Linked DNA regions of Homo sapiens: region 2 is linked to region 1. Evidence: chromatin loops called from intact Hi-C (ENCODE). Cell type or tissue: gastrocnemius medialis. All regions are shown on one strand. Each heading gives the region's core, and the rest is flanking DNA. Links, peaks and the distances in the headings are about the cores only. Region 1 overlaps MX1 (MX dynamin like GTPase 1). Region 2 has its middle 27 kb from the start of LINC00323.

The links. Peaks named below come from ENCODE experiments on the same cell type or tissue, not always from the same donor. Only the 100,000 strongest peaks of a DNase experiment are listed, where the experiment ranks them.
Region 2: it touches region 1 in a loop (15-fold over the local background); 51 of 110 quality-filtered maps call a loop at or near these places.

Annotation. Positions count from the first base shown.
Region 1 is chr21:41,455,252-41,470,797 of GRCh38, forward strand. MX1 (MX dynamin like GTPase 1) reads left to right here. Exons shown (of 17, transcript NM_002462.5): 17 at 3,277-3,961. The coding sequence ends at 3,507. It overlaps TMPRSS2 (transmembrane serine protease 2), which reads right to left. Exons shown (of 14, transcript NM_005656.4): 11 at 15,397-15,492; 12 at 13,145-13,287; 13 at 12,483-12,635; 14 at 9,054-10,902. The coding sequence ends at 10,891. Among named protein-coding and RNA genes, the nearest start is that of MX1, 37 kb to the left of the region's middle. RefSeq lists enhancers at 2,939-3,440, 4,633-4,722, 5,263-5,462. In gastrocnemius medialis, for the core only: CTCF peaks have their summits at 5,541 (motif pointing left) and 5,741; a DNase peak (open chromatin) is centred at 5,551.
Region 2 is chr21:41,113,616-41,129,161 of GRCh38, forward strand. No RefSeq gene overlaps it. Among named protein-coding and RNA genes, the nearest start is that of LINC00323, 27 kb to the right of the region's middle. In gastrocnemius medialis, for the core only: CTCF peaks have their summits at 8,370 (motif pointing right) and 8,570; a DNase peak (open chromatin) is centred at 8,386.

The DNA.
Region 1 (15,546 bases), core at 4,397-6,896:
ATAGAGGCCACACTTGGAGGAGCAAGGCTCTAAACCGAGGGTCAACATCCATTCCTCCAGACACTGGGAGCTGCATGCACGTGAGTGAAGCCAGTTAAGGGGAAGACAGGCATGCACATCAGCTTCTCCTGCAGCCAAGCTCACACCTGTCCGCTGCTTCCACTGCCTCCTAGAATGAACAGTTACCTTGAGAGTAGGTGAGGCATATACATGCACAGAATCCAAACAATAGGATGAGTGACAATGGCAGAGGAGTCTCCGAGCCAAGCAGCTCCCTGGACAGAAGCAGCCCTTCTCCGGGTTCATTTCTGTCCTCCGAGGCTGACTCATGCACTCAAAAGCTCCCATGCATATACATTTTATAATGGTTTTTACACAAAGGTTAGCAGAGGAGTGGACGTGCTGCTCTGTACCCTGCCTCTTTTGCTGTACCTGGGAGATTGTTCTGCCTCAGTTCTGATGGGGCTGCCTTGTTCTTTTCAATGGCTGCTGAGTATCCCATTTTATGGATGTGGTATATTGAGCCAGCTCCCTTTAAGCGAACAGTTTGTTTGCAGTCTTTTGCTAATGCAGGTGTGTTGCTGTGAATAGGTTTGTTTGTATATCATGTATCTGGAAGCATCAATTCCTAGAAATGAGATTCCTGGTATATTAGGATTGTGCAGGGAAACAGAACCACAGATATATGTATGTAAAGAAGTATATTTCAGCCAGGCATGGTGGCTCATGCCTGTAATCCCGGCACTCTGGAAGGCTGAGGTGGGTGGATCTCTTGAGGCCAGGAGTTTGAGACCAGCCTGGCCAACATGGCGAAACCCGGTCTCTACTAAAAATACAAAAAAATTAGCTGTGCATGGTGGCCCATGCCTATAGTCCCAGCTACTTGGGAAGCTGAGATATGAGAATTGCTCGAACCTGGGAGGCAGAGGTTGCAGTGAGCCAAGATCACACCACTGCACTCCAGCCTGGGTGACAGAGCGAGACTCCATCTCAAAACAAACAAACAAACAAAAAACAAAACAAAACAAAAAACAGAAGGAAAGAAAGAAATATATGTATATTTCAAGGAATTGGCTTCTGCCATTTTGGGAGCTGGCAAGTCCAAAATCCCAGGGCAGGCCAGCAGGAAGAGCAGGCCAGAAATTGCAGCAGGAGCTAAGGCTGAGTCCACAGGCGGAATTTCTTCTTTTTAGGGAAACCTCATTTTTCTTCTTAAGACCCTCAACTGATTGGATGAGGCCCATCCACATCATTGAGAATGGTCTCCTTCACTTAAAGTCAGTGGGTTACACATGTTACCCACATCTACAGAATACCTCCGCAGCAATACCTAGATTCGTGTTTGATGGAATCACTGGGGACTCGAGCCTAGCCAAGCTAACACATGAAACACACCATCACAGCTGGGGAAAGGATGGCTTATTTTAGACTGATAAAGATGACCCAGAGAAGGCCTGCTCCATCCACACTGGCCGCTTTAGTCTGCACTAAAGTTGTTGGTTTTTTTTGTTTGTTTGGTTTTTTTTTGGTGACAGAGTCTCACTCTGTCGCCCAGGCTGGAGTGCAGTGGCGCAGTCTCAGCTCACTGCAACCTCTGCATCCTGAGATCAAGCGATTCTCCTGCCTCAGCCTCCTGAGTAGCTGGGACTACAGGCACGTGCCACCACACTCGGCTAATTTTTGTTTTTTCAGTAGAGACGGGGTTTCACCATATTGGCCAGGCTGGTCTTGAACGCCTGACCATGTGATCCATCCGCCTCAGTCTACCAAAGTGCTGGGTTTACAGGCGTGAGCCACCACGCCCGGCCTTGTTGGGGTTTTTTGACAGCCTAATAGGTGAAAATGACATCTCATTACAATCTTAATTGGCATTCTCTTATGACAACAAGCTGGTACATCTTTTTGTGTGTTGAGGGTTATTTCTATTTCTTGCTCAGCAAACAGTTCATCCAGGAAGAGCTTCTTGGTGAGATAGTAGACCTCTGCGATTTCTGTTGCAGACGATCTACATTTTGTCATTTGCTTTGTCATTTTTGTCTATGGTGGTTTTAGACTATGCGTAAGTTTTCTAGAGCAGAAACTCAAGTTGGATTTGGGCCTCAGTGGTTATTGCCATACTTTAAAAGGACTTTGTCTCCCTGAGATGATAAATGAGGTGGACAATATTTTCTTTAAGTAATTTCTTATTTTAACTGTTACATGATACCTTTGGCCCATTTGGAGTTCTTTGATGTCAAGAATGAGGCAGGATCCAGATGGCAGCAGAGGTCCCAGTCCCATCCTGGAAGGGTCGTCTAGTTCCCACTGGTACTCCACACGCCCACTCAGGCACTCACTTCCCCTCTGCGTTGGGTCTTGTCTGCAAGACTCTCTTATGTTTTACCATCTAGTGCAGCCAGCACCCCCACATCACCCTCACTTTTTCTTTCTTTAAATTGTGCAGAAATATTCATCATGTCTATTTTGCCATCTTAACCATTTGGGGGTACATAGTTCAGTGGCATTAAGTACATTCATATTGTGCCAGCATCACCAGCAGCCATCTCCAGGACCCTATCACCTTCCCACACTGAAACTCTGTCCCCATTAAACACATTCCCCATTCCCCGCCCCTGAATCCCTGACAGCTACCATCCTACTGTCTGTCTCTGTGAATTCAACTAACCTAAGTACCTCATAGGAGTTGTGACTGGCTTGTTTCATGCAGTATGATGTCCTCATCCAGGTGGTAGCAAGTGTCAGAGTTTCACGCCTATTTATTTATTATTATGAGACAGAGTCTTGCTCTGTCGCCCAGCCTGGAGTACAATGGCGCGATCCCAGCTCACTGCAGCCTCCCCCTGCCTGGGTTCAAACAATTCTCCTGCCTCAGCCTCCCATGGTGTGCCGCCACACCTGGCTATTTTTTGTATTTTTAGTAGAGACGCGGTTTCACCACGTTGACCAGGCTGGTCTGGAAATGCAGTTTTTGCACTGTCTGCCTGCTTACCTTTATAGAGCATATTTTGCCCTCTTCCATCAGAATTACCCATTTAATGGTCAGGAAAAGCTGCTGGGAATATGACTCATAGCTGGGACATTCTCTGCACTGTGCATAGTTCCTCTCTGCCACCACCATGGAGGAGATTGATGGGTTTGAAACCCAGGGGAAGGTCATTGCCCTGCGAGGGTCTCCCTCATTGAGAATCTGGATCCCCTCATGTGCACATGGTGAGGTCAGAGTCCCCTCCTCACAGTGTCCCCTCCACCCTCCCGTGAACTGTTCTTTCCTTCCAGGAGGCCAGCAAGCGCATCTCCAGCCACATCCCTTTGATCATCCAGTTCTTCATGCTCCAGACGTACGGCCAGCAGCTTCAGAAGGCCATGCTGCAGCTCCTGCAGGACAAGGACACCTACAGCTGGCTCCTGAAGGAGCGGAGCGACACCAGCGACAAGCGGAAGTTCCTGAAGGAGCGGCTTGCACGGCTGACGCAGGCTCGGCGCCGGCTTGCCCAGTTCCCCGGTTAACCACACTCTGTCCAGCCCCGTAGACGTGCACGCACACTGTCTGCCCCCGTTCCCGGGTAGCCACTGGACTGACGACTTGAGTGCTCAGTAGTCAGACTGGATAGTCCGTCTCTGCTTATCCGTTAGCCGTGGTGATTTAGCAGGAAGCTGTGAGAGCAGTTTGGTTTCTAGCATGAAGACAGAGCCCCACCCTCAGATGCACATGAGCTGGCGGGATTGAAGGATGCTGTCTTCGTACTGGGAAAGGGATTTTCAGCCCTCAGAATCGCTCCACCTTGCAGCTCTCCCCTTCTCTGTATTCCTAGAAACTGACACATGCTGAACATCACAGCTTATTTCCTCATTTTTATAATGTCCCTTCACAAACCCAGTGTTTTAGGAGCATGAGTGCCGTGTGTGTGCGTCCTGTCGGAGCCCTGTCTCCTCTCTCTGTAATAAACTCATTTCTAGCAGACACTGCTCTGCCATGTTTTGTATTTTGGCGAGAAGCCTGAAACTAGCAGGTAGGGTGCAGTGGAGCAGTGGACGTAAAGCTGCCCTCTGTGGCGGGGCCAGGTAGGAGCAAGCAAAAGAACAGGGTCTGATGATTTCCTAGAGACTGGAGGGAAATGGGGGAACACACTTTAAAAAATGAAACAATATGAAGCCAACGGTGCTAACTTAATAATGTGCATTGATCAAATGTCCAATTTGTTGAGTCACTGGGCACCTGGCATGGAGTTGAAAAGCACAAGGCCCAGTCAGGAAGCGGTTGCCAGGCCAGGTGCGATGGCTCACGCTGTAATCCCTTCACTTTGGGAGGCCGAGGCGGGTGGATCACCTGAGGTCAGGAGTTCGGGACCAGCCTGACCAATATGGTGAAACCCTGTCTCTACTAAAAATACAAAAATTAGCTGGGTGTGGTGGCGTGTGCCTATAGTCCCAGCTACTCAGGAGGCTGAGACATGAGAATTGCTTAAACCCGGGAGGTGGAGGTTGCAGTGAGCCCAGATCGTGCCACTGCACTCCAGCCTGGGCTACAGAGCAAGACTCCATCTCAGGGAAAAAAAAAGGTTTCCCAGTGGGACTTTACCTGCAGAGGCTGTGGCTGGGGGAGCGGTCTGGGAAGCAGAGAAGGCGGAACACTAACCTTGGAGGAGAACCTGACTGAAGTTCTCTGGTCTAGCCTGGTTGGGGGAGACTCGAGCCACACTCCTACGCCCTGACTCTGAGAACCATGGCTCCCAATCAGTGCTGCTGCTGGGCCTCCTCACCATGAGGCCAGGGCAGGCTCAAGGGCAGGAAATCGAACAGTGGACTAGATGGATGGGGCAGGAGAGGACCGGACACTCTGTCCCTTAAGGGGAGAGTTGAAGGATCAGGATTGCCCCAGCCTAGGAAAGAGAAGGCCAAAAGGCAACAAGAGAGATGAAGTGTGAGCACCAAGGTGTGACATCCTCTGGGGAGGTATATTCTAGATGATCAGTGTGGGGAATGGGGGTACTTTCTACAGAGGGGCCCCCGGATGGCATGGCTTCCTCAAGAGCTGTGAGGTCCCAGGCAGTGGGGGCATCAGGCCAAGCTGCACAGCTGCTTGTCAGGTTGGGGGTGGGGGCTGGACCAGCAACACCATCCTCTCCCCTCTGGACCACGCCCCCCCATCCCAGATCTCTTCTGACTCTTGGGACTGTGTAATTTTCAATTCTTCGGGAAGTTTGAGAATACATTTATAAGAGAGGATGTCCGGAGAGCAGTGGACATTTCACAAGCCCAGGTCAGCAGCTGCCGCTGGGCAGCAACTTTATGGTTCCCCCAGGTGCTGAAGTGCACCTGCAGGTTGACTTGATCTACTGTTAACAGAGGGTGATCAGTTTGACTCATGCTTAAGGGAGAGACGACACCAACACACACACAGAGGTTTGCAAGAGTAAGGCAGGGTGGATCCAAACATTCTTAATTCAATACTAGGCACGCGTTCTCGCAGTGGACATGGCCCAGGTCCTCTGGCTGTGTTGGTGCATCAGACAGCTCGGCCCTTCCATGAGGCAGGTGCCCTCTCGTGGCAGGCCTGGGAAACTTCTCCACTACAAGACGTCCCTTCCTTCCACCACCACCCAAATCAGTCTTCCACTTGCCTTAAGTTTCTGCTGCACGGGAAACAGAGTCAGAGGTGTCAAAGTGTTGCACAGGATTCTATTTTGCTGTTGTTAGAATTTTGCTAGTGATAACCAGAGAGGATGGAGGAAGAAAGTTGACAGTATGTGTCCCAGAGAACAGCAATTTCAATTTCCCCAGCAGAGTGAACCTGCTGGGGATGCCCCAAGGTGCCCGCAAGGATGTTCCTTTCAGCCAAAATGAACATGTGTGGTGATCCCCCAGGCCTGTCCTAACTAGTCATCCAGAGCCGAGAGGGGAGTGGCCCCAGCGGCCAGAACTGGGAGAGAGCCCTGGAGACCACTTTGTGTGACTCCTTCCTGCACTTAGAGGGGCCCTGAGTTCAGGCAAGCAATGGAACTGCCCCTCCCTACCCACCCCTCCATTCCCAGCCATGACGGGCAGCGCTGGCATCACACCCTGCTCTCCGGCTTCCGTGGCCTGCCCTGTAAGTGAGGCAGGAAAATCGAGTCTGGAGGCAGGAATGTAAGGCTGATTCACACTTCAACTCTAACAGGGACTATCCCCTCCACAGGGAGTATGCCGAGTAAATGACTTTGTAACTTTACTTTATCCTCTTCATTTACATAGGGCCCCCAAAGTAACCAATGGAAACCTCTAGAGGGTATTTAAACCCCCCAAAAACTGTAATGGGGCCATTGAGCCCCTAGGCTCGGGCCGCTCCCACCCTGTGGTGTGTACTTTCATTTTCAATACATCTTTGCTTTTGTTGCTTCATTCTTTTCTTGCTTTGTTTGTGTGTTCTGCCTAATTCTTTGTTCAAGACACCAAGAACCTGGACACTCACCACCAGTAACATAAGCACTGGCTCAATGGTCCATTGACCTGTGCAGAACAGACAGGATTATAATGATGTCTGCTCAGGGACCTTCACTCCAGGCACATCTGGGGCTCAGGGGACCCCATAGGATGGGGCTGAGTTAGGAGCAGAGCAATGACAGGGCCAGGAGTGTATTGAACAAACCAAAGTAGAAAGCCCCAGTTTTCTGGAACCCAGGGTCTGTCATGCTGCAGGTGCTTAATAAATGCTGTGGTGCCATCCATGTGAGATGTGACTTGCTCCTCCTTGCCTTCCACCGTGATTGTGAGGCCTCCCCAGCCATGTGAGACTGCAAGTCCAATAAACCTCTTTCTTTTGTAAATTGCCCAGTCTTGGGTATGTCTTTATCAGCAGCGCAGAAATGGACTAATACAGTAAATTGGTACCAGTAGAGTGGGGCACTGCTGTAAAGATACCTGAAAATGTGGAAGCAACTTTGGAACTGGGTAACAGGCAGAGGCTGGAACAGTCTGGAGGGCTCAGAAGAAAACAGGAAAACGTGGGCAAGTTTAGAACTCCCTAGAGACTTGTTGAATGTCTTTTTTTTTTTTTTAATTAGATAGAGTCTCTTTCTGTTGCTTAGGCTGGAGTGCACTGGCACAATCTCAGCTCACTGGAACCTCCACTTCCCTGGTTCAAGCAATTCTCCTGCCTCAGCCTCCTGAGTAGCTTACAGTAGATCATGGGCACCTACCATCATGCCTGGCTACTTTTTGTATTTTTGTAGAGATGGGGTTTCACCATGTTGGCCAGGCTGGTCTTGAACTTTTGACATCAGGTGATCTGCCTGCCTTGGCCTCCCAAAATGCTGGGAGTACAGGGGTGAGCCACCACGCCCAGCCTTTTGAATGGCTTTGACAAAAATGCTGATAATGATATGGACAATGAAATTCAGGCTGAGGTGCTCTCAGATAAGAGATGAGGAACTTGTTGGTAACCGGAGCAAAGGTTACTCTTGTTATGTTTTAGCAAAGAGACTGGTGGCATTTTGCTCCTGCCTTAGAGATTTGTGGAACTTTGAACTTGAGAGAGATGATTTAGGGTATTTGGTGTAAGAAATTTCTAAGCAGCAAATCATTCAAGTAGAGACTTGGGTGCTGTTAAAGGCATTCAGTTTCAAAAGGGAAACAGCATAAAAGTTTGGAAAAGTTGCAGCCTGACAATGCAATAGAAAAGAAAATCCCATTTTCTGAGTAGAAATTCAAGTCAGCTGCAGAAATTTGCATAAGTAATGAGGAGCTGAATGTTAATCCCCAAGACAATGGAGAAAGTGTCTCCAGGGCATGTCAGAGGTTTTCACAGAAGCCCCTCCCATAACAGGCCCAGAGGCCTAGGAAGAAAAAGTGGTTTCATGGGCCAGGCCCAGGGTCCTTGTGCTGTATGCAGCCTAGAGACTTGATGCCCTGCATCCTAGCCACTCCAGCCATGGCTGAAAGGGGCCAAAATAGAGCTTGGGCTGTGGCTTCAGAGGTTGCAAGCCTTAAGCCTTGGCAGCTTCCATGTGATGTTGAGCCTGCCAGTGCACAGAAGTCAAGGATTGAGATTTGGGAACTTCTGCCTAGATTTCAGAAGATGTATGGAAACGCATAGATGCCCAGGCAGAAGTTTGCTGCAGGGTGGGGCCCTTATGGAGAACCTCTGCTAGGGCAGTGCAGAAGGGAAATGTGGGGTTGGAGCCCCTACACAGTCCCTACTGGGGCACTGCCTAGTGGAGCTGTGAGAAGAGGGCCACCATTCTCCAGACCCCAGAATGGTAGATCCACCAACAGCTTGCACCATGTGCCTGGAAAAGCTGCAGACCCTCAACACCAGCCCATGATGCAGCCAGGAAGGAAGCTATACCTTGCGAAGTCACAGAGGTGGAGCTGCCCCAGACCATGGGAACCCACCTCTTGCATCAGTGTGACCTGGATATGACAGATGGAGTCAAAGGAGGTCATTTTGGTGCTTTAAGATTTGACTGCCCTGCTGGATTTTGGACTTTTAAGGGGCCTGCAGCCCCTTTATTTTGGCCAATTTCTCCCATTTGGAATGGCTGTATTCACCCAATGCCTGTACCCCCGTTGTATCTAGGAAGTAATTAACTTGCTCTTGATTTCACAGGCTCATAGGTGGAAGCAACTTGCCTTGTGTTGGATGAGACTTTGGACTGTAGACTTTTGACTTAATGCTGAAATGAGTTAAGATTTTGGGGGACTGTTGGGAAGACCTGATTGGTTTTGAAATGTAAAGATACGAGATTTGGGGGGTGCAGGGGCAGAATGATATGGTTTGGCTCTGTGTCCCCACCCAAATCTCATCTTGTAGCTCCCATAATTCCCATGTGTTGTGGGAGGGACCTGATAGGAGATAATTGAATCATGGGGGTGGGTCTTTCCTGTGCTGTTTTTGTGATAGTGAATGGGTCTCACAAGATCTGATGGTTTAAAAAATGGGAGTTTCTGTGCACAAACTCTCTCCCTGCCTGCTGCCATCCATGTAAGATGTGATTTGCTCTTCCTTGCTTTCTGCCATGATTGTGAGGCCTCCCCAGCCATGTGGAATTGTAAATCCAATAAACTTCTTTCTTTTGTAAATTGCAGTCTTGGGTATGTCTTTATTAGGAGCATGGAAACAGACTAATAGAATAATAAGAAGGAGTCATTTGAGGGACCTCTCCAACAGGACAGGCTGCAGGAACTGAGGGCACCAACCACAGGAGCACCAAGTCTGGCCTTGCCTCACCTTTGGTCCTCTGACCAGCAGCCTCAACATCACCCCCTTATAAGGAAATGGAGGCTGGTCCTACTCACCAGGCAGAACTTCAAAGATGCAGTAGTTACTTTGAAAAAAAAATTGCATAATTTATTTGCATGATATTCATTTTCACAATTGAACTTTACAGTTTAAAAAAGATACAAAAAAAGACAAACAGTTGTTCACATAAATAAGAAGGGGCAATAAAGAAGGAAGACGTTTTCACCATTACAACACCTTTTAGGATGTGTCTTGGGGAGCAAGCACCTTACAGTGCCAACTGTTTCCAAGGTCCCTGGGAATGCTGCTCTCTACAGAGGCATGTGCACAGACAGATCCTGCAAATGGGATTGCATGACTTTCCATTTCAAGGTTAAGTCCTAGCTGTAGAATCATTCATTTCATTCTTGCAAACCAGCCTGCTTGGCCAGGAGGCAGAACCATGGTAGAGTAGTGCTCATGGTTATGGCACTTGGCAATGCAAAAGGGACCCTTCCCCTGGTTGGAAACCCACAGCATTGGAAGGGACCACAGAGAGTCCAAAACAAAACACATCTTTCTCTTCTTCGCCGCCACCATGGGCACTTTGCTTCAGCACATTCATTTATAGAACGTTAAGTCAGGAGCCAGTCATTTTGTCAAAGCAGCTGAAATAGGCCACCACTCTTACTTGGCAAAGATGATACAGTTTCAAAGAGTTAAATGAAGGTGGACTACTTGGAGACATCAAAAGCTAAGTTTCCAGGAGCACTGAGGTAGCAATGTGTAGAAACATAACATGGAAACAGTGTACCTTAAACTGAGCATCCTTGATTTCCCCCATGGACCTCAATTTCCAGTGACTAGCAGGCCTGAAGAGGCCAACATGGTGCCAGACTTGGCGCCCTGCCAGGACCAAGGGGCATGTGCACTCTCCAGGGTGCTAGGAGCAGGGTCAGGGAGGATGAGGAGGAAGGCTGAGTCTCCCTCCCAGGAGCCCCACCCAATGTGCAGGTGGAGACCTGCACCAGGAGTGCTCAGGGCAAGTTCCTTTTCAATTGCTTCCCTCGCACCAAGGGCACTGTCTATATTCTCACCCCATAAGAACAAAAATGTTTCTGTTCCCCTTACAAGTGACTACCACGTCACCACCCATGAAGGGCTGGTCCCTTTATTTCTGGCCACCATCCAGGGCTGCTAAGGCTCTAAGAACCCATCAGCAAAATCCCCTTGTGGAGAGGTAGGCTGGGGACACTACCAAGTGGCCCCAGAGGGCAGCCGCTGCAGGTGCCACCTGGCTGTCTCCCTTTCCATGTCTCTCCTTTTTCATCTCAAGTCATCCAGCAGCTGAGAGGTGACAGCTCCATGCTCATCCAAAATTGGCCCCTGGAAAGGACTCAGCAGGAAGATCTCAATGGGGCAGCCTCCACCCCTCTCCTCCACACTTGACCGCCAGTGCCCACAACCAGCCGGCCATCACCCCTTGCGGACAAGGGGTTAGGGAGAGCAGGCTGGGCAGGGGAGCCACTGCAGCCTGCACAGAATGGCAGAGAGTGCCAAAGCCAGACAAGTTCACTGTTTAATAAAAATGAAGTGACCTCTGAATCATCTCTAAGAGTAAATCATGCACGGGGAAGCAAAACCAGCCCCATTGTTTTCTTGTAAAACGACGTCAAGGACGAAGACCATGTGGATTAGCCGTCTGCCTGTTCAAATAGGAAAAAAAAAAGTGTGTTATTTTCTTAAGACAAACAAAGGTGGAAAATAATTTTTTCCTCTAGGTTCGCATGAAGCACTTAGAAACCAAATAAGCAAGCTTAATAGCACAAAGGGATCATTCTTCTCTCCAACGTGTTGGTCAGAGTCAGGCTGAGCATGGCGGGGCAGGAGCTCCGGAAGGAGCGGGCAGCGGATGTGGAGGCCGGCACAACAGGCATCTCTTCAGCAGAGTCTGGGCCTCCCCCGGCTGCTCTCCTGCCACGCAGCCCTTCCCTCCCTGCACAGCCATGCGGACCCACCTGCAGCCGCCAAACACACCTGGATCATTTCCTAGCTCCATCCTGGTGCGAGTCCGCCCCTCAGCCTGGCTGACCATCCCAGCCCTGCCAGCTTCCCTCCTGCCCTGCCTCCTCCTCCTGGGGTCATCTGTTTCTAGCACTGGGCCCTGGGCCAGGTGACGCCCCCTGGGCCCCATGGTCATGGGAAGGCCCTGAGTCCCGCGTGTCATTTGAAGGAGACACAGGTCGGGCCTCAGCGGGAAAGGCCCCCTGGTTCTGCTCCTCCTTCAACAGACTGGGCATCTGGGAGATTTGGGAGAAGACAGAATAGACTGCTTTCTTCCACTAGTAGCCCAGCCCCAGAAAGCACAGAAATCTGAGAAAACTATACGTCTGAGGTCCTGGAGATGAGAAGATCTGGTTCTCACCCCCTATCTGGACAATGCCCAAAGCCAGGGCTCTGCTAAGCAGAGACATCCATGAGGCTCACATGGAACCCCTGAGACCTTCCCTCGTGCTTGAGTCTGGGGCATCAGAGAACCCTGGCTGCTCCTGCCCTTCCTAACCTTGGGGGCTGCCCAGGAGCCACTCGATGGCCCCAGAAAAGGATGGGCACAGCCGGCTCTTCCCTCTGCTCTCTATAAATCAAAAGTTTCATGTGAGGCCGGGCACCGTGGTTCACACTTGTAATCCCAGCACTGTGGGAGGCTGAGGTGGGTGAATCACCTGAGGTCAGGGCTTCGAGACCAGCCTGGCCAACATGGAGAAACCCCATCTCTACTAAAAATACAAAAAGTAGCTGGGCGTGGTGGCGCATGCCTGTAGTCCCAGCTACTTGGGAGGCTGAGGCAGGAGAATCACTTGAACCCAGGAGGCAAAGGTTGCAGTGAGTCGAGATTGTGCCACTGCACTCCAGCCTGGGCGACACAGTGAGACTCCATCTCAAAAAAAAAAAAAAAAAGTTTGATGTGAGGTGGCCTGGGTGGAACAGCTGAGTCAGCTGAGCCAGAACGAAGTGTGGTTGGCAGAGCACCAAGGAATTTCACACAAGCTGAGCCCCAGCGCTTTTCATCCAAACACCAGGGGAAATATGCAAGTGAAGCCAGTGAGAGGCAATGGGCAATGGGTGGACACTGGGGGGATGGGGCTGTGGCTGGAGGAAGCAGAGTTTGCTTCATGCTGACCAGTGGTCACCAGTCAGCTTCCAGCAGCAGAACCACGCCTAACAGATGTCTGGCTTTGGCTCGAGGAATCGGAGAACACAGTCAGAAGGAGGACAGGATAGTTACCCTCATTTGTCGATAAATCCAGTCCGTGAATACCATCACATTCCCGTACACTCCTGGTCTGTAAGCTTTGGCACAGCCAGAACCCCAGCTTGTATCCCCTATCAGCCACCAGATATTGTTCTTCGAAGTGACCAGAGGCCCTCCACTGTCACCCTGTGGGACACAGCAAGGTACAGAGAGCAGAAAATCAAGTCACAATCTGCCGCACACCACTGACCAGGCCTAGAGGAGTTGGGGGGCGGGGGTCGCAGTGTGAGTTACGAGTGACTGTGTGGGCTTCGAATCTCCACCATCAAGGGGTGATGGTAACAGAGATGTAACCCCCAAAGAGATAGCCCCCATCCTGAATTTTAATCTGTTCAAGCTAAAAGTTACTAAATAAATTGCCGTTCATAATTTAAAATAGTCTAAATACTTGTTTCTGTTCCACTGGCACTTTTACCAAATACCGGTTTTTCAGAGGGTGTGTGTGATTTGTTGACTGTACTTCCTTCTGCCACCAGAAGCGTTCGCACTGTTTGTGGCCGTCACTTCCCATGACTGCCCCGAGCTGGCTCCGTGTCACTGAGGAGGCTCTGCTGACCCCAAGAATGCCCTCTCTCTCATGGGGGGTTCAGTAGGATCTGGTAAGGACCAAAGGTAGAATAAAAATGTTGAATTACCTGGCAAGAATCGACGTTCCCCTGCAGGAAGCCGGCACAGATCATGGCTGGTGTGATCAGGTTGTCATAGACATATCTGCTGTTGCATCTCTGTGTCTCAATGAGAAGCACCTTGGCAGCGTTCAGCACTTCTGAGGTCTTCCCTAAGGACAGGGAGACTTGTTGAGCTCCCAGTGTTGCCTGCAGCTCTCGCAGGGAGAGCACACTTCCCTCCCTGAGACCTCCACACGCACTACACAGATGGTCACAGCCCTATTTTCCAGCCCTGCCCCGGTCAGCTCATCCCAGCACCAACCCCTCTCCTGGGAAACCTGGATTCTCCTTACAACTGGCGGTGCCTGTGCTGAATGCAGCTCTGGAGTTCAGCTTCAGGGAAAGAAATTCCCAGCTCTGAAACTATAGGGCTCTATCAGTGCCATGGAATCCCCCTCTTATTCACCCAACGGCTTGGTTCTGCTGAACCAATTTCCCACTCCTCACTGAACCCCACCCAGGACACACAGGCGCCTGTTTCCCCTCTGGCATGCACACACTCTTCTGGAGCACACGTGACCCTCCCTAGGCCGCCTGCTTCTCGGCTCCCCTGCACATTAGAGCTTCTCAAGACACGGCCTGCACTTGCCACCTCTGCATTTCCCACTCTCGCTTTGCTGCCTCCCCTCGGGCATCTTCTGGGCACCGTGGGCTTAGTGTGCAAAACCAGAACCCTCCGTCACACCTTCTCCCACCCCAAATTCTCACCAACCAATATTTCCTGGCTTGAAAAATGGCACCACCCGCCACCCTGGGGCTTCAGCCACAGAGTGGAAAGCCATCGTCCCTGACTTCTCACTCTCTCTCCCACAGACATGCAACCCATCAGTAAGTCTGGTGGCTCTAGCCCTAGTGTACCCTCATCTCTTCACATCCACGCCCGCACTCTGCTATGAGCTGGCTTCCTGTCTCAAGGAACCACAGCAATGGACTTGTCACCATCATCCTCGTCTCCATCCATTCATCCCCACTCCCCACGCAGCTGCCAGATCATGGCACTCCCCGGCTCACGATCTCCCCACCTCAAGCAGATGAGAAGCTGGTGTCTTCACCATAATCCACAAGGACCTATGCAATCTGGCCCCAGCCCACCTCCTTGGCCCCTTGACCACACCTGAAGATACATGCACTAGCCTTTTTGATGTGTACACATTTTTGCCATTTGAGTCTCAGCTCAAATGCCACCTCTTCCGAGAAGCCTTTCCTGACCACCCCTTCAAAATAGCCGGGACCTTGTGATCCCCACCCTCAGATGTTTGGAAGTACCTCGCTCAGTTGTTTGTCTCCCATCTGTCTGACCACACCTGCCCCGTCCCCACCACCGACATCCAGAAGAGAGGTAAAGCTCCTGACAGCAGAGACATTTGTCTTACTCTGTTCACTTCTGCATTCCCAGCACCTGAGTAGCACCCAGCCTGTACTAGGTGCAGGTGCGCACAAATATTTGTCGATATTCCCTTCATCTTGGATTCCATGAGGTCTTTTGCCCAGCCTGTGGCTCTACTGTAGTAAGTTTCTGCTGATGAGGAGCCAGGATGCCCCCCACTACCTTCCCTGACGCTCCCCAGAAATCACCCAACCTTTGTACTTTTCCCCTTGTTTGAAAGGATTTGTTGTCTGTATGGCCTAGACGCTTTTGAGAAGGATATAAACAATATGTAAAATGAACCTTTGTGCCTGCCACTAAGCACTTCCAACCCTCCATAAAAATGAAGCAGCCAGGCTCCCTTCATTTGAAAGACTGTCAGAGAGAAATGCAGATTGCAAAGGAAGTGGGTGGAGAGAGCCTCTCTCTGTGGTTATCAGGGCAGAGGACAGGCTTAGATGTGGCCACCATGGGTCCAGGATGCCCGTCCTCACCAAGCCCCCTGTCACTCAGCCACGCAGGCCTTGGTGGGATCTCCAGGGCAGCTCTAAACTCACAATGAGTGCAACACAGGAGATCCTGCACCTCTAAACTCGTATGGCCCAGATACTTCAAAAGCCATTCCACATGCTGCTCTGTGTGATCACGATAAGAACACAGTGTATTAGGTAGGCTGGGCAGGATTTCTCCCACTTAGCAGATGGAGAAACTGAGGCACAAGGACTGGGGGAATCAACCAAAGTCATCCAGTCATTGAGTAGTAGAACTGGGATTAAAACCTGGACCTCCCACTTCCGAACCCAATGCTCCATCTGTGGGCCCTGCAGTCCTGTGTGCCCAGGAGCAGCCTCACCTTTCTCCTCGGTGGCCCCCCACCCGGAAATCCAGCAGAGCTGTTCTGGCTGCAGCATCATGCCTGGGTTGGGCAGACACACTGGTTTCACTAGGTCTGTTTCAAGAAGAGAAAACACAGTGAGCCAGGCGGGTATCACCTATGTCTCCA
Region 2 (15,546 bases), core at 6,855-9,354, 340 kb before region 1:
GTCACAGCACTGGCATCGTAATGGCTGGGGGCACTGCTAGTGGGGAGCATTCCATGTGAACTTGCAAGACGAGCCTAATTAGGGAGTCGATTCACGGTGAGCTGCCAGGTGAAAGACACTCCTTGTATAGACACCACATGATTTCCAAGCTGTTCGCCGGAGACAGTACTTTGGCATTTCTCTGCCAGTTTCATTATTGCCCCAAGATGTGTCCTCTCCGGAGCACTGTGCTTTTTGGATGCAATTTTCTCATTGGTAAAATGGGAAAGTAGCATCTCACACTAACTTTGGGCCTCACTGTCAAGGATGTTAGTGCTTTAATCACTGGAATTTGGGTCATCACAAGGAGGCTTCAAAGCAAAGGCTTTGTGTCCTGAGAGATGGCAGACACTGGCATGTAGGAGGTAGCCCAGCTCACGCTGTTGAGAGCAGACATTTACTCAGCACACAACATTCTGGAAGCAGCTACCAAACCTGTGGGGGTGACCCAAGGGTCTCTGCAGAGAGAGAGCAGAAAGTGGGCTACTGGCTGGGACACAGCCTTCTTGTTTGACTAGCAATGCCACTGTTGCTTGTCAGCAACAGAATAAAACAAGACCCCCAAGTCTCCTAATTACTAGTAAGGGTGGTTTGGCTCCCCAGGCTGTCCTGCCATCACCCTAACTAGTGTCATAGCTTCCACTTCCTCCTCACCAATTCATCCTGCTTGCAGATGCCTGATTAATTATCTAAAAATGTACCTTTAGGCTGGGCACGGTGGCTCATGCCTGCAATCCCAGCACTTTGGGAGGCCGAGGGGGGCGGATCATGAGGTCAAGAGATCGAGACCATCCTGGCCAACATGGTGAAAACCCATCTCTACTAAAAATACAAAAATTAGCCGGGCGTGGTGGCATGCACCTGTAGTCCCAGCTACTTGGGAGGCTGAGGCAGAATTGCTTGAACCCGGAAGGCGGAGGTTGCAGTGAGCCAAGATTGCGCCACTGCACTCCAGCCTGGTGACAAGCGAGACTCTGTCTCAAAAATAATAATAATGGTAATAATAATAATAAATAAATAAAAATGTACCTTTAGACCAAGTCATTCATCCACTCAAAAATCATCAGCATCTTGACATGGTGTTCACAACTCTATAAGCCAACGACAAACTAATGTTTCAACTGTATCTCTATAATGCCAAGAATCTTTTGCTGCAGCCAACTCTCCAATGCAGGGGGTCCAGTACGGCTACAGCTGTGCAGGTTTCACACTACACATGTGGGATTGCAGTTCACATGTGGTAGACTGTGCAAGGTACCCACTGGCAAGTACTCACTATCCACTCTCCTCCCGCCAACCTCAAGCATGTCTTATGCCTTCCTTGATCCATGCTTTTGTTATTATTACATTGTTTATTGTTTTGTTGTTCTGGGATATGTTTTAATTTACAGAGGAAAAGTGTAATATAGGAAATTCCTCCATACGTTCTTACCTAGAATTAAACAATATTTATCATATTTAATATCTATAATATTTGTTTTGATTTTTTTTTTGAGATGGATTCTCACTCTGTCACCCAGGCTGGTGTGCAGTGGCACAATCTTGGCTCACTGTAACCTCCGTTTCCCTGGTTCAAGCAATTCTCCTGCCTCAGCCTCCTGAGTAGCTGGGATAACAGGCGTGCACCACCACATCCAGCTAATTTTTGTATTTTTAGTAGAGATGGGTTTTCACCATGTTGTCCAGGCTGGTCTCAAACTCCTGACCTCAAATGATCCACCTGCCTTGGTCTCCCAAAGTGCTGGGATTACAGGCGTGAGCCACCGCACCTGGCATGTTTTGGATTTCTAATAGAGCAATTAAAATATTACAGACGGAGCGGAAGTCCATTTCTTTTTCTTTTCTTTCTTTTTTTTTTTTTTTTTTTTTTTTTTTTTGAGACGGAGTCTCTCTCTGTCGCCCAGGCTGGAGTGCAGTGGCACAATCTCAGCTCACTGCAAGCTCTGCCTCCCGGGTTCACGCCATTCTCCTGCCTCAGCCTCCCGAGTAGCTGGGACTGCAGGTGCCCGCCACCACCCCCAGCTAATTTGTTTTTTTGTATTTTTAGTGGAGACAGGGTTTCACTGTGTTAGCCAGGATGGTGAAGTCCATTTCTTACCTATCTTTACCTCCATTCTTTTGCTCTCTCCTCCTCCAGAGTTGCCTCTGTTGTGAATTTGGCAAGCATTTTTCCAACCAACTTTTTAATCTTTCAAATATACACCTCATGCACAAAATTGGATCAGTCAAGAATCATTTGCACACAGCAAAAAACTCTCTGGCTAGTTTAAACAGAAGAATAAATGCATTAGGGCATTATGTCGTTCCCACTAGACTAGAGAAACATGCTGGGAGGGCATTCAGCCAGGAACAAGACCCCACATCACACCACCAGCTGCTCTGGTGAAAGAGCGAGGTTCCAGCTGGGTGCAGTGGCTCACTCCTGTGGTCTCAGCACTTTAGGAGGCTGAGGCAGATGGATCACTTGAAGCCAGGAGTTCAAGACCAGCCTGGCCAATATGGAAAAACCCCATCTCTACTAAAAATACAAAAATTGACCAGGCGTGGTGGCACATGCCTGTACTCCCAGCTACTCGGGAGGCTGAGGTAGGAGGGTCACTTGAACCCGGGAGGTGGAGGTTGCAGTGAGCGAGATCATGCCACTGCACTCCAGCCTGGGCGACAGAGCAAGACTCCATCTCAAAAAAAAAAAATAAATAAATAAAAGGTGAGGCTCCACTGCAGCCACAGCTGAACCCTGCCACTGGCTAGACCTTCTGAATGCTGCCCCGGAACCTGGACCCACGTGTAGGCACCCACCACAGCCAGCGGCACGATGCAGGCCAGCATCCCTGAGTCATCAGCTGCTGAGGAAGCCTCTGTGGCAGGTGGACCCAACAATCTAACTGACCAAACCAAGGGCTGGCTCCAAGCCTGACCAGAATGTACTGGAAGGAAGAGCTATGGTTTCAGGATTGTTTCATTTTATAAATTCTTTTTTTTTCTACTTTTCTTTTTATTATTATACTTTAAGTTTTAGGGCACATGTGCACAATGGGCAGGTTAGTTACATATGTATACATGTGCCATGCTGGTGAGCTGCACCCACTAACTCGTCATCTAGCATTAGGTATATCTCCCAATGCTATCCCTCCCCCCTCCCCCCACCCCACAACAGTCCCCAGAGTGTGATGTTCCCCTTCCTGTGTCCATGTGTTCTCATTGTTCAATTCCCACCTATGGGTGAGAATATGCGGTGTTTGGTTTTTTGCTCTTGCGATAGTTTACTGAGAATGATGATTTCCAGTTTCATCCATGTCCCTACAAAGGACATGAACTCATCCTTTTTTATGGCTGCATAGTATTCCATGGTGTATATGTGCCACATTTTCTTAATCCAGTCTATCATTGTTGGACATTTGGGTTGGTTCCAAGTTTTTGCTATTGCGAATAGTGCTGCAATAAACATACGTGTGCATGTGTCTTTATAGCAGCATGATTTATAGTCCTTTGGGTATATACCCAGTAATGGGATGGCTGGGTCAAATGGTATTTCTAGTTCTAGATACCTGAGGAATCGCCACACTGACTTCCAGAATGGTTGAACTAGTTTACAGTCCCACACCACACCTATTCCAAAATTGACCACATAGTTGGAAGTAAAGCTCTCCTCAGCAAATGTAAAAGAACAGAAATTATAACAAACTATCTCTCAGACCACAGTGCAATCAAACTAGAACTCAGGATTAAGAAACTCACTGAAAACCGCCCAACTACATGGAAACTGAACAACCTGCTCCTGAATGACTACTGGGTACATAACGAAATGAAGGCAGAAATAAAGACGTTCTTTGAAACCAACGAGAACAAAGACACAACATACCAGAATCTCTGGGACACATTCAAAGCGGTGTGTAGAGGGAAATTTATAGCACTAAATGCCCACAACAGAAAGCAGGAAAGATCCAAAATTGACGCCCTAACATCACAATTAAAAGAACTAGAAAAGCAAGAGCAAACACATTCAAAAGCTAGCAGAAGGCAAGAAATAACTAAAATCAGAGCAGAACTGAAGGAAATAGAGACACAAAAAACCCTTCAAAAAGTAATGAATCCAGGAGCTGGTTTTTTGAAAGGATCAACAAAATTGATAGACCGCTAGCAAGACTAATATAGAAAAAAAGAGAGAAGAATCAAATAGACGCAATAAAAAATGATAAAGGGGATATCATCACCGATCCCACAGAAATACAAACTACCATCAGAGAATACTACAAACACCTCTACACAAATAAACTAGAAAATCTAGAAGAAATGGATAAATTCCTCGAACATACACTCTCCCAAGACTAAACCAGGAAGAATTTGAATCTCTGAATAGATCATTTTATAAATTCTATTAAAACAAAGAAGAGCAGGTAGAAAGGATGCGTGATGCCCTATGGGCAAATTATAGTAACACAGTTGCTCGTTCCAAGTACATATGCTCTCAAATCAGAGTGAATTGTAACTAATGAAATGCACTAGTTCAGCACCTAATTTTCTGAAGCATAGACACACCATGTTGAGGCGTATGCAACTGTTATTTTTAATGTGAGGCCAGAGTTATTCCTGACATTTTTACCTTTGTTGGACTTCTTGAAACACCATAGCCTCGTGCCAACCAACATCAAGGATTTTTGACTTCTGGCTCTTCCTCCTTCCAGACGTTCTAGGATTCCAAATCTTAGTTACTTTACACCCTCTAGGAGCACACAGATTTCTGAATAAACAAATGTCTGTATAGAATGAATATGAAATTAATCTATCATACCAGATATAATGGTAATCAATGACCTAATGAAACCTGATCTTTGAAATGGTGTCAATCAACCAGACACTTGAGAGTTGGCCACTCGTTTCTAGCTTGCTAATTGGTAAATAGGTGTTTTTGTTTTTGTTTGAGACGGAGTCGCCCAGGCTGGAGTGCGGTGGCTGGATCTCGGCTCACTGCAAGCTCCGCCTCCTGGATTCACGCCATTCTCCTGCCTCAGCCCCCCAAGTAGCTAGAACTACAGGCTCCTACCACCACGCCCAGCTAATTTTGTTTTTGTATTTTTAGTAGAGATGGGGTTTCACAGTGTTAGCCAGGATGGTCTCCATCTCCTGACCTCGTGATCCGCCCGCCTTGGCCTCCCAAAGTGCTGGGATTACAGGCGTCAGCCACCACAGCCAGCCAAATGTGTGTTTTATACATGTCAGAGAGGGAAGCAATCACAGGGAGTAGCCCTCTCCTTACCTACATTCTGGGAAATGGTGGAAAGCCAGGGGAGGCTTTTGAGGGGAGGCGTGTTGCAATGTGCTCGGGACTTAGCCAAATCTGAGTAGAGAGGCACATTCAGTGAGAGCTCCAACCTGTCAGAAATGGCCATCTGTGTTTGCAAAAGGTTCTTCAGATGCTCGAATAATGAGGGAAGTAACCCATGCATGCTCCACTCACTGGGGTGGGGTTTGTTTATTGTTGTTTCTCAACAACAATAAACCACGTGACAGGTGTGAGGATCCTGCAGCATTTATTTCCGCCTGTAGTTCCTTCCCTTTCTAGTGCCTAGCTCCTCAGCTCTGCAAAACTTCTGGCTGGGAGGATTTTCAAAGCCACAGCCTTTTCCCAGCAGAGAAGTCACTCCATGCTCAGACCATGTTAGAAAACAAAACAGCACTGGCCAGAAGTCACCCAGATAGAAACGGTGCCCCCAGAGAGCCTTGAGGTCACACTAATGAAGTGTCAGCCTTAGAGGATATATATGCATGTTCCTCCTGCCTTCTTCTTTCTAATGAAGCTGGCATCCAGACCTCAAAGCCTCAGGACACGTCCTTCCTATCTTATCTTTATGGCCGTGGTAAAATATACATAACATAAAATTTACCATCTTAACCATTTTTAAGTGCACAGTTCATTGGCATTGAGTTCATTCACTTTGTTGTATCAACCATCATCACCTTTCACCTCCAGAACTTTGCATCTTCCCAAACTGTACTCTGTCTTCATTAAACACTAACTCCCCATGTTCCTCCTCCGCAGCCTCTGGAAGCCACCATTCTACTTTTTGTCTTTATGAATCAGACTATTCTAGGGACCTCATAGAAGTGGACTCATTCAGCATTTGTCCTTTCCCTTCTGGCACACTTCACAGAGCATACTGTCTTCAAGGTTCATCCATGTTATGCCCTGTGTCAGGAAGTCTTCCTTTTCATGGCTGAATAATATTCCATTGCATATAATACATTTGTTTATGCCTTTATCCATTCCTATTTATTTTTGTGTCAACAAGAAAGTCCAAAGAAAACAAAAAAATAAATAAAATGAGATAATTTGATCACACATACATAAGAAGAAAAAAATGGGATTGTTCTGCCCTATTTCATACCATCCTTGAGCATTCATGGAAGAGTAAGTCCCCGGCACTGACTCACACATCTCCATTCCATCTGCCTGTGGCTAATGCCAAGAGCATCATAGTAAAAACAAACAAACAAAAATTACCTTTTGTTTCCTGATACTCTGGGAATTAAATAACACATGAAAGTCTGTTCTCCACTAATAGGTGAGTGCAGAACAGCCCATCAGCTCCAGCTTTCCCTGTGATGGCTGTCTGAGAAGTGGTAATTGATTAGAGACTTGATAGGGAAGAAGAGACAGAGCTTTAAATCATGGGGCTTTTCTTAGGACAAATGTACCTTAATAGAGACTTTTGGCAGTGGAGCAAAAGGACATGGGTTACCTCCAGGACTGAGGTCCCCACAGGAAGGCAGAAAATGAAGGTGATAGAGAAACTCAGTGAAGGGCTGGGTGCAGTGCCTCACTCCTGTAATCCCAGCACTTTGGGAGGCCGAGGCAGGAGGATCACTTAAGCCCAGGAGTTCCAAACCAACCTGGGCAACATGGCGAAACCCCGTCTCTACTAAAAAAATATAAAAATTAGCCGGGCATGGTGGTGCATGCCTGTAGTCCCAGCTACTCGGGAGGCTGAGGTGGGAGAATCACCTGAGCCCAGGAAGTTGAGGCTGCAGTGAGCTATGATCACACCACTGCACTCCAGCCTGGGCAATAGGGCGAGACCCTGTCTCAAAAAAAAAAAAAGAAACTAAATGATCTCTGAGGAGCATGCGGGGAGAAGGGATGTGGACTAAAGGGTGTGCTCCACTTCTTGCTCTGGAACTTTGAAAGATGAGCAGGCCTGGCACTTGAGGCACAAACGAATTTTCACCCAGAAAATCTAAGAATCCATAAGGAAATAGAGCAACCCAGTTCACTAAGTTTTAAAAAAATGCATATCACAATAAAATATAAATATATTGGATGTATCTATAACGGATTCAATTATCAACTCATACACATAATTTTCTTATCTGTAAGGTAGGAAGAGTTGATAGATTTAAAATCTTTGGAATTGTAGGGATGCATTTGAGAATTTCATGCCAAGCTCCTGCTCTTGCAAAGACCCTCCTTCAGGTCTTCACACAGCCAGTCCCTTCCTGAGGCTCAGCTTCAGCTTCAAGGTCGCCCCTCAGAGGGCACCTCATGGCCGGCCCAGGATCTCTACCCCCCTCCCCCGCACCACCCGCATTCTGTTATATGCAATACAGTGTCCTGATCATTTCCTGATATTTTCTTGTATATTTGGTTATTTATCTAACTTCTCCCCCCAGAATATGAGCCTCATGAGCTCAAGGAGCTTCAAAGGAGCCTGCCCACCTTTATCACTTACCCCCCAGCACATGGAACAATGCACTCAGTAGGCACTCAGTGAATATTGAACAGTTAAGGAATTTTCCTGAAGGGCCGCGTATCCAAAGCAGATGGATGATTTCTTGATTTCTTTCTTTCTTTTTTTTTTCCTTTCTTTGAGGCAGTCTCACTCTGTCGCCAAGCTGGAGTGCAGTGGTGCAATCTCACCTCACTGCAACCTCTGCTTCCTGGGTTCAAGCGATTCTCCTGCCTCAGCCTCCCAAGTAGCTGGGACTACAGGCATGCGCCACCACCCCCAGCTAATTTTTGTATTTTTAGTAGAGACGGGGTTTCACCATGTTGGCCAGGATGGTCTCGATCTCTTGACCTCATGATCCACCCTCCTCGGCCTCCCAAAGTGCTAGGATTGTAGGAGTGAGCCACCGCGCCAGGCCCAGACGGGTGATTTCTTCAGTGACTTCCTTGGCAATGCTTTCTGTAACGAGGCGGAGTGTGCAGTGGACTTGAGTGTCAGTCTCCATGTACTGCCTCTCAGCAATGCCCACATCCTTCTGAACATGCTCTGTGATAAGCCACGGAATTGTTCTCAGTATTTCTCTCCTTCAAAGTGCGAGGCGAAGCTTTCCCAGTAGAGGGCGCTGGAGGGACACGCAGGAGAACAAGGCCGTCTGTTACTTCCAGCCGGACATAGGTGTGAGGACCACAGTGGCTCTGATATCTCAGCCTGGTGACATCCTGGCCTCAGCCCTCTCGACAGGGAAACCAAGCACCTGCGCAGCCCCCTGTGCTCTGCAGGGCCACAAGCCCCCCAACACCGCAGGGCCTGTGCTCATGAAGGTGCCCCGGTGGCTCCAGACCCGCCTTGTCGTGGCCAAGCCGGGGCACCTCCTGCCTCCCCTGGCTGACCACACCCTCTCCAGAAGGTCTGGAGACATTCCCAGCCCCTCCTTCCTTGGGCATCTCCCTGAGCCCTAGGACAGTGGTCCCCAGCCTTTTTGGCACCAAGGACCAATTTTGTGGAAGGCAATTTTTCCACAGACCCAGGGTTGGGGAGATGGTTTCAGGATGGTTCAAGCACCTTACGTTTATTGTGCACTTTATTTTTATTAAATAAAAATACATTGTAATATATAATGAAATATTTATTGTAATTGTAATATACGTTGTAATATAAAATGAAATAGTTATACAACTCACCATCATATAGAACCAGTGGGAGCCCTGAGCTTGTTTTCCTGCAAGTAGATGGTCCCATCTGGGGGAGATGGGAGACAGTAACAGATCATCAGGCATTAGATTCTCGTAAGGAGCGTGCAACCTAGATCCCTCGCATGCCCAGGTCACAATAGGGTTCTCACTCCTGTGAGATTTTAATGCCGCTGATCTGACAGGAAGTGGAGCTCTGGCAGTAATGCGAATGATGGGGAGCGGCTGTGAATACAGATGAAGCTTCGCTTGCTCACCTGCAGCTCACCTGCCGCTGTGCAGCCCAGTTCCTAACAGGCCACAGACTGATGCTGGTCCATGGCCAGGGGGTTGGGGACCACTGCCCTAGGGTACCCTATTGCATTTCCTTATGTCTTGTAGTTATTCTTTTATTGTGGTTAGTAGTTCTTTATATGAAACTTCCCCTGTTTTACCGACCCTTTGACCTCTCTCTCCTCACTGAGTTCTAACTGCTGCAACACGACCACTGTCTCCTTCTAACCACTGCAGCCCTGCCCTGAAGCATGTCAGCTGGAGAGAGAAAATTAGGGGACTGGTTTTCAGGACAAACGTTAATCAGCTAAACTTGCCAGTGTCTCTTTCTGTAAAATATGGTGGGGAAGGTGAAGATAACCTGCATGTAAAGATGAACTAGCAGCACTAGTTGCCAACCCTTATGGAGGGATGACCACCTACCAGACCCTCTTCTAAGCACCTCACCATATTAACTAATTTAATCCATGAAACAGTTAAGCCAAGTAGGTTACTAGTCTCAGCTCCGTCTTACAGATGATGAAACGAAGATGCAGAGAGATTGTGTAGTAAGGCCAAGGCCACCCAGACTACAGCAGAACTCGGACTGGAACCCAAGCTGGCTGAGTCAAGAACCCAAGCTCTTTATCCTTCACATAACAATTTAAACAAGTGCACACAAAACTGGAGACACCTTCTTTTAAAACTACCTTAAAATTAAGAGATATGCGTTAAACACATCAACCTGATTGCCAACGGAAAAGGGGAGAATGGGAGTGGGAGATGAGGGCAAAAAGAAATGACAAATTAATGAACGAATAAACAAAAATAAGAATGGGGACTTGCAAACGTGTGCATAGCTGTGATGCAGGGAGTGACGAGTGCAGCTAAGCCAGCCTCTGTGTGGGGCAGGTGGACAGGTGCATGGGGTTCCTAATGGCAGTGACAATGACAGTGTCCTCTGCATCAGAAGGACACAGGGACACAAAACCCCGATCAGATGTGGCAGGAAGGATTCTGGCCCTGATGAAGAGTCACTGAACCTGCTTGAGAACAACTCTCTGCTGGCTCCGTAGATTTACAAAAACAGAACTGCAAGAAGGTAAGCTCTATAAGGGCAGGGCATTTTGTTCAGTGTCTAGAACACAGCCTCAGATGCTCAATTTTTGCTGAATAAATGTGCAAATGGATGGACTAGGGGTCAGTGTCTCCCTGGGAGGTCACAGGCTACGTGAAAAAGCTGAGAGCTTGTAGCCAGGAGCATTCTCTAAACCCAGAGTGGAGGCAGAGGTCGAAATGGATGAAGGCAAAATACAATCCAGCCAACCGTCTACAGCAAGTCTCCTGCTTTTTTTCCGATTTAGAATGTAAAACTTTTAAAGAGCACATGTATTATCAATCATATTTTTACATTAAATCTGGGGATAAGCCCCCATTGGGTGTCCAAATAAGCTCTTTCCCACTTATCTTTTTACCCCTTGGAGGGGGCAGGGTACCTGAATTTTAATACTAAATTAAAGCAAGGAACTGATTTTAAATGTTAACAAGAAATTAGCATAAATCAAGCAAAGATGTTATCTTAGAAATAGTTCTGTTTGCTTTTCACTCTAGTCAGAAATAGGTCTTAGAACCTGCCCGGCATCTGGTTGCTAGAGCAAGCACTAAATTGATATGTGCCCCCACAAGGATGCCCTTAATAAAATTTTTAGAGAGACATTTAAAAGTTGAGCACACAGGAGTACTAAAATTGCCATCCACAATCCAAGCACATGACACGTTTTCTAAAGCTAGTGCTTCTTCTAGCACTAATTTTGTCTGTGTGACTTAACCAAGAAAAACTCCACACTCTCCCTTCTTTCTCTCCTATTTTCAGTTACGCCAGAAAAGATCAACTTGCAGCATGCCAGAAGGTCTTCCCTAGCTTTTCCAAGCAGCAGTTTGAATCTTATATAGAACATTCCATAACCACGGAACATTTGGTTCGCGACGCCAATTTCTTGAGGATGAGGAGAAACACAACTGCCTCTGCCAAGGTACCACCCTCTAGAGTCAGTAAGCCAATACTTACCACTTCATTTTAAAACCCATGCAGTGCTCACAGATGTGATTATATAATTACGATCAAATGGCAACCTGTGTGTGAGTCCTGAATCACTTGTCCTGGAATGGATAGGGCTATTTATAATCACAGCGAGGCTGGGGAACAGAGTAACTGCGGACAAAGGCAACTAATTTCTAGCCCAGAGGCTGAGGCCGAAAGGAAGCCTCATGATGGGGCGGCTGCCAGTTGTGAGCAGAACAGTTCACACCGGCCAGTGGCCACCGGTGAGTGACCTCGCAGAGCTGCAGCTTGAGAGCAATGGACAAGCCTTCCCAGGGAATTGTGAGGGAGCGGCTCTTAGCAATAAACCACCAGCTAGCCCTGGCACAGAGAGGTGAGGCTGAAAAGAGCCCTAAGGCATCTTTTCTTGTATTCACTTGCTGGGTTCAGTATTTTGGCTCCTTACAAAAGCACAGATTCCAAACGAGGAGTTTTGGAGGGGGCAGAGGCTCAGTGATAGGAATAAAATAGTTATTTTCATATTCACAGAGCTGAGTTTTATTTCCAAGGAGGGAAAATTGGGAACTAAAGCAGGCAAGCAGTTTATTCCCCAGAAGGATTACTGCAAGGACTTACCTGCATTCAGTGGCCAGTTGAGCACGCGGGCCAAGCTGGGCTACAGTAAAGCAACGTCAGCAGAGGCGTCTATCATATAGAATGCATTGGACAATGGTTTCCATTACAATTAACAGAGTTAATTACTCTAGAATTTCTGCTTTAAAGATCTCTGACTTTCGGCCAGGCGTGGTGGCTCACACCTGTAATCCCAGCACTTTGGGAGGCCGAGGCGGACTGATCACCTGAGGTCGAGAGTTTGAGACCAGCCTGACTAACATGGAGAAACCCCGTCTCTACAAAAATACAAAATTAGCCAGGTGTGGTGGTGCATGCCTGTAATCCCAGCTACTCAGAAGGCTAAGGCAGGAGAATTGCTTGAACCCAGGAGGCGGAGGTTGCAGTAAGCCGAGATCACGCCATTGCACTCCAGCCTGGGTAAGAAGAGCAAAACTCCGTCTCAAAAAAAAAAATCTCTGACTTTCTGACTCCACGGAATGGAGCTAATATTTGAAAGACAGATGTTGGAGAAGAATTATCTTAGCAGACATGAGGAAAGACCTGACTCTCCTGTCAACGTAATGAGCTCATAAATACCTCCACCCCTTCACCGTGTGTCAAGAGAATGAGACGGCTCCTTCCAGACCCTGTGCCCAACTAATATTGACACTCCAGATCCCTTCCTCGCCTTTTTTTTTTTTTTTGGTTATGATATTCAGCTTTTTTTTTTAACCTTTTATTTTTTTTAATTGACAAATAATAACTGTACATGTTCATGGGGGTACATAGTGATGTTTCTGGTTTTTTGGGTTTTTTTTTTGAGACAGAATCTCACTCTGTCGCCCAGGCTGGAGTGTAGTGACGCGATCTTGTCTCACTGCAGTCTCCGCCTCCCAGGTTCAAGTGATTCTCCTGCCTCAGCCTCCTGAGTAGCTGAGATTACAGGCACCCACCACCATGCCCGGCTAATTTTTGTATTTTTAGTAGAGACAGGGTTTCACCACATTGGCCAGGCTGGTCTTGAACTCCTGACCTCAAGTGATCTGCCTGCCTTGGCCTCCCAAAGTGCTGGGATTACAGGCGTGAGCCACCACACCCGGCATGATATTTCAGTATGTAAAAGGTACAGTGATCAGATCAGGGTAATTAGCGTAACCATCATCTCAAATATGTATCATTTATTTGTGTTGGGAACATTCAATGTCTTCCTTCTAGCTATTTGAAACTGTATTATTGTGAACTAGAGTCATCCTACAGTCCTGTAGAATACTAGAAAGTATTCCTCTCCTCTAGCTGTAATTTTGTAACCTTCCACAAATCTCTCCCTCCCCCTCCCTTCCCCCTACCCTTCTCAGCCTCTAGCATCCTCTGTCCTACTTTTTACTTCTATGAGATCAACTGCTTTTTTGCTTAAAGGGTTCTCATTTCATTCCATATATAACTAGCCAAAAATCATTTCAAAGAATTGTTAGCTAATTATCACTAGGCCATTAATATTGAGCAACCCCAATTTCCTTGGGATTTATAAGGCACTATAAATTAGTTTCCTGTGGCTGCTGTAACAAATTGACACAAACTTAGTGGCTTCGAATAACAGAATGTGTCCTCTTACAGTACGGAAACTCAGAAGTGTAAAATCAAGGTGTTGGCAAGGCTGCACTGCTTCTGGAGGTTTTACAGAGGGATCCATTCCTTGTCTTTCTGGGGCCTGGGGGCTCTGCACTCCTTGGCTCCTGCTCCCTTCCTGCATCTTCCAAGTGCATCCCTGCAACCTCTGGTTCCATCCTTACAGCTCCTTTTTCTGCTGGTGTCACTATTGTCTGCCGTTTCTAAGGAGGTTGTGATCACACGGAGCCAACCCAAATCATCCAGAATCACCTTCCCCATCTCAAGATCCTTAATTTATCATATCTGCAAAGTCCCTTTTGCCATAGAAGGTAACATCCCCACAGGTTCTGGGGACTAAAATGTCGGCATCTTGGGGGACCCATTCTTGAAACTGCCACAGGCATCTACCGTGAACCTGTGTCTACTGTGGAGAGCTGAGGATACACAGACTAAAACCCCACCTTCTGTCTCCCGTGTTCTCCCCTCAACATCCAGAAGAACCAAGTGGAGTAACTGGTGCCAGGCTAGCCCTCCTACCATCAACAATGGAAAATGGGAAAATTATGTGAAACAACTGCTTGAAGATGTAAGACATCAGACATGGCAGTACTGTGAGCTGTTGGAGAGAAAAATAAGATAAGCACTATGATTTACCCTGTTTTCTGACTTAAAGTACTTTCCGTATCATAGCATAGGGAAGGCAAGCCCATGCCTGTTTTCATTTTGCCTGGGATGTCCCCATCCCCCACCCCTCCTTCCCCGGGTCCTCCATCTTCTGCTCCTCCTTCCAGGGTTGGAGTTTGCCACTTTCTTTCCCTGTAAAAGACTTTCACGACTGGGTGCGGTGGCTCACTCCTGTAATCCCAGTACTTTGGGAGGCCGAGGTGGGCAGATCAGGAGGTCAGGAGTTCGAGACCAGCCTGGCCAACATGGCGAAACTCCATCTCTACTAAAAATACAAAAAATTAGCCGGGCATGGTGGCGTGTGCCTATAATCCCAGCTACTTGAGAGGCTGAGGCAGGAGAATTGCTAGAACCCAGGAGGCAGAGGTTGCGGTGAGCAGAGATCGTGCCACTGCGCTCCAGCCTGGGCGACAGAGCAAGACTCCATCTCAAAAAAAATAAAAAAAATAAAAAAATAAAAAAACTTTCTTCATCCACTGCGTAGCAGTGCATAGTAGTGCATAGTAATCCTGCTGAGCAGAGAAGACAAAGCTCAGAGTTTGGTTGCTAAGACTATGGGAGTGGGTGGCACAGAGTACATAAAGCATGGTTGGAGGAGCTTCATGGAGGAGCTGCAGAAACTTATACAGGGGTCTCCTTGAGTCTCTGAATGAATCGTAAGTTGGGGATATATAGGATGAGATTTCACAAGGCCAGGCAAAGCTTTTAGCAATAAACCACCAGCTATCCTTGGCACAGGGAGGTGAGGCTGAAAAGAGCTACGTAGAGATTCCAGAACTTGCAAAGAGCCAAGTGACGTAGGAGTACCAACTCGCCAGAATTCATAGGTCTGAGGAATACCCTAGGAGCTCAATTGAGGCCTCAGAAATGCCATGCCTCAGAAACTGTGGTTCTCTAGCCTCATAGTAAAAGCTACTTTATACTCACCCTAACATGCTTAAAAATAAGACTGAAAGAATCATGCTGAACTACATACAAGGAAATTAGCTACTTGCCAGAACAAAACTCAGGCCAAGTGTGGTGGCTCATACCTGTAATCCCAACACTTTGGGATGCTGAGACAGGTGAATTTCTTGAGTTCAGGAGTTCAAGGCCAGCCTGGGCAACATGGCAGGACCCCATCTCTACAAAAATATATATAAAAATTAGCCAGGTGTGGTGGCATGTGCCTATAGTCCCAGCCACTTGGGAGGCTGAGGCAGGAGGATCATTTGAGGTGGGGTGTTCAAGGCTTCAGTGAGCTGTGTTCACACCACTGCACTTCACCCTGGGTGACAGAATGAGACCCTATCTCAAAACAAAACAAAACAACAAAAAAAAAACACACACACAAAAAAACAAAACAACAACAACAACAAAAACCTCAATGCTCTTCAAGGAAGACAATATAATC